Linked DNA regions of Mus musculus: region 2 is linked to region 1. Evidence: chromatin contacts called from ENCODE POLR2A ChIA-PET data. All regions are on one chromosome and are shown on one strand. The core of a region is the stretch at or near the end of the contact, and the rest is flanking DNA. Distances in the headings are between cores, read along the strand shown. Region 1 holds the start of Renbp (renin binding protein). Region 2 holds the start of Rpl10 (ribosomal protein L10).

The links. ChIA-PET counts read pairs that join two places held with the same protein, here RNA polymerase II (POLR2A).
Region 2: POLR2A ChIA-PET joins it to region 1 with 22 read pairs in embryonic stem cell. The contact joins the promoter of Rpl10 here to the promoter of Renbp in region 1. POLR2A ChIA-PET finds 5 or more read pairs at or near these places in 3 of 5 experiments (Patski and embryonic stem cell).

Annotation. Positions count from the first base shown.
Region 1 is chrX:73,928,629-73,932,202 of GRCm38, reverse strand. It overlaps Renbp (renin binding protein), which reads left to right and starts at 1,353. Exons shown (of 11, transcript NM_023132.3): 1 at 1,353-1,489; 2 at 1,686-1,795; 3 at 1,941-2,016; 4 at 2,123-2,198; 5 at 2,350-2,522; 6 at 2,863-3,087. The coding sequence starts at 1,460.
Region 2 is chrX:74,268,830-74,272,102 of GRCm38, reverse strand. Rpl10 (ribosomal protein L10) reads right to left here and starts at 1,287. Exons shown (of 7, transcript NM_052835.3): 1 at 1,229-1,287; 2 at 1,079-1,124; 3 at 385-443; 4 at 196-303. The coding sequence starts at 1,101.

The DNA of each region.
Region 1 (3,574 bases), core at 104-2,603:
GCTGGGAAGGGGCAGGTAGCACAAGAACATAACCATATCTAGAAACTGAATTCTTTTTACTGACCAACTCCCAAAGCAGCATTGATGAGTCAGGAAGTCTAGTTACTTTACACTCCTGGGTTGCAGTCCATCATTAAGAACATGTTCAAGGAACTGGAGTGATGACTCAGCAGTTAAGTGCACTGTCTGTTCTTCCAGAGGCCCCAGGTTCCATTTCCAGAACCCACGTGGAGACTCACAACCAGCTGTAAGTCCAGGTCCAGAGGATCCAATACCCTCTTTTGGCCTCTAAGGATACTGCATGCATGTGGTGCACAGACATACATAGAGGCAAAAGCAAAAGCAAACAAAAAATAAACCACCACCACCAACAACAACAACAAAACACTGAAACATAAAATAAAATGACAAAAGAAAATGCAGGCAGTGGTGGCTCACGCCTTTAATCCCAGCACTTGGGAGGCAGAGGCAGGCAGATTTCTGAGTTCGAGGCCAGCCTGGTCCCCAGAGTGAGTTCCAGGACAGCCAGGGCTACACAGAGAAACCCTGTCTCGAAAAAACAAACAAACAAATAAAAAAAGACAAAAGAAGGGCTGGTGAGATGGCTCAGTGGGTAAGAGCACCAGACTGCTCTTCTGAAGGTCCGAAGTTCAAATCCCAGCAACCACATGGTGGCTCACAACCATCCGTAATGAGATCTGACGCCCTCTTCTGGAGTGTCTGAAGACAGCTACAGTGTACTTACATATAATAAATAATAAATAAATCTTAAAAAATGTTTTAAAAAAAAGACAAAAGAAAATCAGAACAAGTACCTCTGGCATTCTGGTTGAAATTCTCACTCCACAGAATTCTGCTGAGCAATGAGGGTGCCCAGTGGGTAGCAAGAATGGGGAACAGATTAACCAGCCTGTCACAGAGCCAACCTATACTGTGTACCTAGGAGGAAGGGCCAGAGAGCTGGAGGATGCCCACTCTACTCTGCATGGTTATCACCTGTTTTTCCAGAATCATCCTTGGGGGTGAAGTATCCAGCAACTGGCAACCAGGGCTAATGGTTGTAAATTACTGGACTCAGACAGCTGAAGCTAAAGGAAAGGGCTTGCCGACAATATGGGGTCACAGGGTCTCAGGATTCAGTCATTCCAGGGGCACCCTAACTTCACAATCTGTTGAGATCACCAGCCTCAGCTGCCAGGCCCAGATTCAGTCTCCTACCTACTCCCTCCTCATAAGGCCAGACTTCCTCACCCAGTTCCCACCAGGGGGATCTAGAGCTTGACTGCTCAGTCCAGGCCTAGAAGAGCAGAAGGCGGGGTTTGAAACCCCGCCCTTCGTCCCGCCCCCAACTCGGGGCCCTTCGGAACTCTGAAGAGGATCAGGTGGGTGGGACACTGCTCGGTCAGCTGAGTGATAGTCACGGGATCGCGACCAAGTCTGAATTCCTGGAGGAAAGCAGATGATGGACCTAGGACTCCTAATGTTACAGGTATGTGGTAGTGGATGGTTCCAACTAATGGTGGGGTCAGAAGCCCATTGAAGAGGTGGGAGTACTGTATCCTTGGCTCGAGGCCCTGTGGTGGTGGGGTGGAATCAAGTAGCTCTGGGGCCTACTCGAGTTGGTTCAGGAAGTCCCTGTGAAGGAAGAGCTGTGCTTCCCTGCTCTGCCCTGATTCACTTCACAGGACATGGAGAAGGAACGGGAGACACTGCAGGTCTGGAAGAAGCGTGTGGAACAAGAGCTTGATCGTGTGATCGCTTTCTGGATGGAGCATTCCCATGACCAGGAACACGGGTTAGCTATCCTGCCATGATCCTCCTAGGGCCCCCCTCCCCCTATCTCACTTGGAGGTGACACACAGATCTACTGACCTGAGGAGAGTAGTGAAGCTATGGAGAACGGCTCTTTCCTTCACTTTCTGACAACACTTGTCTCACAGGGGCTTCTTCACATGTCTTGGCCGTGATGGGAAGGTATATGATCACCTCAAATATGTTTGGCTGCAGGGGAGGCAGGTCAGTTTGCACACTTAAGGTGTTCACACAACAATAGGGTATACCCAGGGATACTTAGGATTCCCTCCACCCCAGCTACTCCTCTCTAAACTGTGTTCCCTCACAGGTATGGATGTATTGTCGCTTATACCGCAGTTTTGAGCGCTTCCGCCGTGTTGAGCTTCTGGATGCAGCAAGAGCAGGTCCCCTCTCCTAGCCCTATCTCCCCAGGGGCTTCAGTGGGTTATGTATTCAATGTATCTAAAGGGCTCTAGAAGAGGAAAGGGACTGGCAGGTTCCAAGAGGCAGTATATTCAGAGTCCTTACCTACCATGCATACTTTCCAACCACCAGGTGGTGAATTTTTGCTGCGTTATGCCCGGGTGGCACCACCTGGCAAGAAATGTGCTTTTGTGCTGACTCGGGATGGCCGGCCAGTGAAGGTGCAGCGGACCATTTTCAGCGAGTGCTTCTACACCATGGCCATGAATGAACTGTGGAAAGTAACGGGGGAAGTGCGTTATCAGGTATGTAGGAGCCTGTAGGGGATCACAGGCTGTTGGACATGAGTGTACTCTAATGACAGGCCTGGGAACCTGCCACAAGACCCATTTACTCGTTTCCTACCATTTTGTGACCACATGTTTCCTCAGCGCTCTCTAACCCTAACCCTAAAGGGACCCTGGGCAAACAGTGCCCTGTGTCCAGGTAGAAAAGGTTTTCGCTTTCTTCACTGGGCCCTTCTGCCTGAGAGTGACCTGAATCCCAGAGTCCCCGAAAATAGTATTGGGAGAAGAAGCTGAGCCCTGAGTCCTTGGGGGAAGAAGTATGTGCTGGGACAGGGCAGCCTCTCTGGTCTCCTCACAGAGTGAAGCCATAGAGATGATGGATCAGATCATCCACTGGGTACGGGAGGACCCGGCTGGGTTGGGCCGGCCTCAGCTCTCAGGGGCACTGGCCACAGAGCCCATGGCAGTGCCCATGATGCTGCTCAGCCTGGTGGAGCAGCTTGGAGAAGAAGATGAGGAGCTGACCAACATGTATGCAGAACTAGGGGACTGGTGTGTCCACAGGATTCTTCAGCATGTCCAGGTAGGCACAACCCAGGGTCCTCAGGAAGGTGGAGCCCAGCTTGCTGAGGGCGGAAATGGGTGTGTCCTAAGACAGAAGAGGCCAGAGCAACAGACACATTCTGAGCTATGGAAAGGAGGTCTTGATCTATGTTCTTCCCTTTGATGCCTCTGTGGCATCAAACTCAGTCTTGCCTGTCTCCTCATTCAGGGTTTTACCCTCTTCACTTGAGAGACCCAGACCTAAGCAAGAAGGATCAGAACCTACTGGGTTCATGGGAGACAATCAGCCATTCCAAAAATGTTCTGGAGCAGGGCGTGGTACACATATCTGTAATTCCAGAACTCTGGAGGTGGAAACAGGAGAATTTAGAGTTCAAGGTCAGCCTTGCTTGTATAGTTTGAGACCAGCCTGGGCTACCAAGACTATGTCAAAACATACAACCAAAAATGCCCCTTTAGACCTATTGAGTAGGTATATGGCTGGTACCAAGGGCAGAGGAAGGGAT
Region 2 (3,273 bases), core at 38-2,537, 340 kb before region 1:
CAAGAAATGCCAATTAACACACCGGGCATGGTGGTCCATGCCTTTAATCCCAGCACTTGGGAGGTGGATTTCTGAGTTTGAGGCCAGCCTGGTCTACAAAGTGAGTTCCAGGACAGCCAAGGCTACAGAGAAACCGTCTCGAAAAACCAAAAAAAAAAAAAAAAAGAGCCAATTAACAAATGGGAGCTGTCTCACCTTCAGAAGAGAGTTGCTCATATTCATCTGACACCATATGGCCACAAAGTGGGAATTCATCAACTTTTGCTTTCTTCCGTCCCAAATCAAAGATTCGGATCTTAGCATCTGAAAAACACGTGGTTTAAAGTTCTCGAGAAGTGGGGAATAGACAAACACCGATCCAGTTCGAAGTTTGTCACTACTTACCAGGGACACCACGGCAGAAACGAGACTTTGGGTATGGCTTGTTCTTACAATACCGGTAACTATAGAAGGAAGGAAACTCAGGTGTGATTAATGGTGACAACAGGACTAAACCAGCTCTGAATCCAGTTTCCATTCAGGGTAACTGATTCTAAGGCAACTTGTTGTTAAACAATTACACAAATTATAAAACAGAAAAAGAATCATGCACTAGCATCACCCTCTAACCAGAGTTGGGTGAGATATCACAATTTTCCTAGCATGTGACAGAAGACCCGCCTTAGCCACGTTAAGAGAATATGGCGTCCTCTTCAGGACACGCGTTTAGGCGGCGCCTACGGACTGGTCAGCCCTTGGTGTCCTGTTAAAAACCACAAAGCTCAAGGCCGGAAATAAAAGACGGACGCAAAAGTGACCAAGAAGGCCTGGTAGGCGTTGTAAAAAGGCTCATTTGCGACGCAGAGGATTGGATGCACACGGACATGCTAGTTCTACCCAAGCGCTTTAGTATTGGGTAACGCCACCCACAGCCTCAAAATAAAGGTCCCAGTAAAGTATTAAAGAAAACCCGAAGTCAGTCTTTACTTCAGGGTCTCTAAGTGGCAGAGAGTCCACCCATAAAAAAAAAGTCTTTCGAAAGAAATGCATTTTTCCCTCAGTTTTCACAGTAGGAAGATTGCATGGGTTCAGCACTCACCACCGGGCGGGGCGGCGGCCCATGATGACAATAGGATCGTCGGTGGCTGTAATGAAACAGTCAAAGAATACAGACACAGAATAAGTGTAAAAAAAATCCCAAAGAAAAATTACGAGACCATCGTAAAAAACCGTGACCGAACTCACTCACCGCGCCAGAGGAAAAGAGACGCTCCCACGCCTGCTCACGCCTTATATAGGCGGCCTATCTTCCACTGTAACAACCATAGAGTTACAGCCAGGGGGTGGTGTCGACGCTCTATCAGACGCTAAGATCATAGATGCAGCGCTGCTCTGCGCATGTGTACCAGGCGGGACCGAACGAAGCACAGAGCTTATTGGTGACTGGATACCGGAATAGGGAACTGCATGCTGGCGAATGGGATTTCGACACATAGGCAAGAGAAACCAGCTTCCGCCTGGCCATATTGGGCGGAGAGCCATTGACAGGTTTTGCTATTACGTATGATTGCCAATATTCTAAGACTTGAAAAGGGGAGTCTTTCTCAGTGGAACTGGACCGTCACGGAGGTGTTCCTTTGCTTACAGGGCTCTAGAGTGCTGGTTCAGGCCTTCCTCAAGGCTACAGGAAATGGCGCGAACGTTCCATGGTAGGGACTCCGAAGTTCCTTTGTCACCCGGGAGGTTGGAGACCCACCCACAAAGCTGACGTCTAAGAGCCAACAAAGAGCACCATGATAGGTGCTTGATTGCTTTCAGGAGACCAATTAAAATCTCCCTTAGAGGAAAAAAATCTCCGTTAGGCGCTCACTGTCCTCCTCGCTAGTTGGGCCCGCCCCACTCTAATTCTCAGGAAAAGACGTGTTCTTAGGGAGACTGGAGACTGGGCAAAGACGATGGCGATATCATTACTTCCTACTAGCCCCAGGAGGGTCGCGGTGCTGTGGGCCACGCCCTAGTAGGAGAGTCGGAGTTCCTTTGCCCCAGATTCCGAGAGAAAAACTAGGTGTAGCACACCTCTTCTTTTCACTATGAAGAATTCAAAATGTACATCTGGGTGTGTCTAGAAGGATTGGCAGCTAACCACTAACTACTCTCCCATATAAGGTTACAATCTAGGGAGGCACCAGAACGGGAACACTGTTCTGATCTAGGAGCACGTGTCTGAGCATCATCAGTCACTCAGACTCTATGAATTTGTGCCTCTTGTGTCACTTAGGGAGACATGATAGGAACAAAAGTATAGGGACCAAGGGCCTTCCCTCCCAACATCCCATGGTGCCGCTCCCTGGTTACATGTGCCCAGCTTGTTCCAGCACATTTAAGATTCCCAGCCACAAACCAGAGCTACTAGATTGCTTCTGCCAAATAGCTTCCCTGTGACACTTATCCAGTTCCTGGAGGCTTCACAAATTGATATCTATCCTCTGAAAACAGTTCTGTCCTGCCAGTCCTCTCCACCTGATTGGTATTTGTGCAGTTGTGGAGGTGGCTGTTTCTTTAGCTGGAGAGAGATAAATGAGAATAGTCTATATATTTTGACCACCTTTTCTTATCTTTCTTTTTGGTTTTTCAAGACAGGGTTTCTCCATTTTGCAAATGTACCACATTTTTCTTCATTTTGTTTGTTTGTTTGTTGAGAAAGGGTTTCTCTGTGTAGTCTTGACTGTCCTGGAACTCTGTAGACCAGGCTGGCCTGGAACTCAGAAATCCGACTGCCTCTGCCTCCCAAGTGCTGGGATTAAAGGTGTGTGCCACCACGCCCGGCTTTGACCACCTTTTCAATTAAACATTTATTTCTTCAGACAGGATCTGAGTGTGTCAGCCCCGGTGACCTGAAACTCACTTATGTAGATCAGGATGGCCTTCAGCAAACAGAGATCCACATACCTATGTGTGCAGATCTAAGACCTGTGCCACCACAGCCAGCCATGCATTTATATTCGTATGAGTGTTTTGCATGCAAGCATGCAAGTGTACAGCATACATTTCTGAAGCTGGCAGAAGCCAGAAGAGGGTGTCAGATCCCCTAGAACCGGAGTTACTGACAGTTGTGAGCCTCCCTGTGGGTACTAGGAATCAATCTCAGATCCTCTGCAAGAACTAGTTCTCTTACAGCTAACCCATCTCTTCAGCCCTTACATGTATTTACTTTATGTGTATAAATGTTTGAAACTGCATGGCCCTGCTTTGTAAGTCTTGATCCCCAGGAGCACAGTCTCCCAGGCCTTCCCT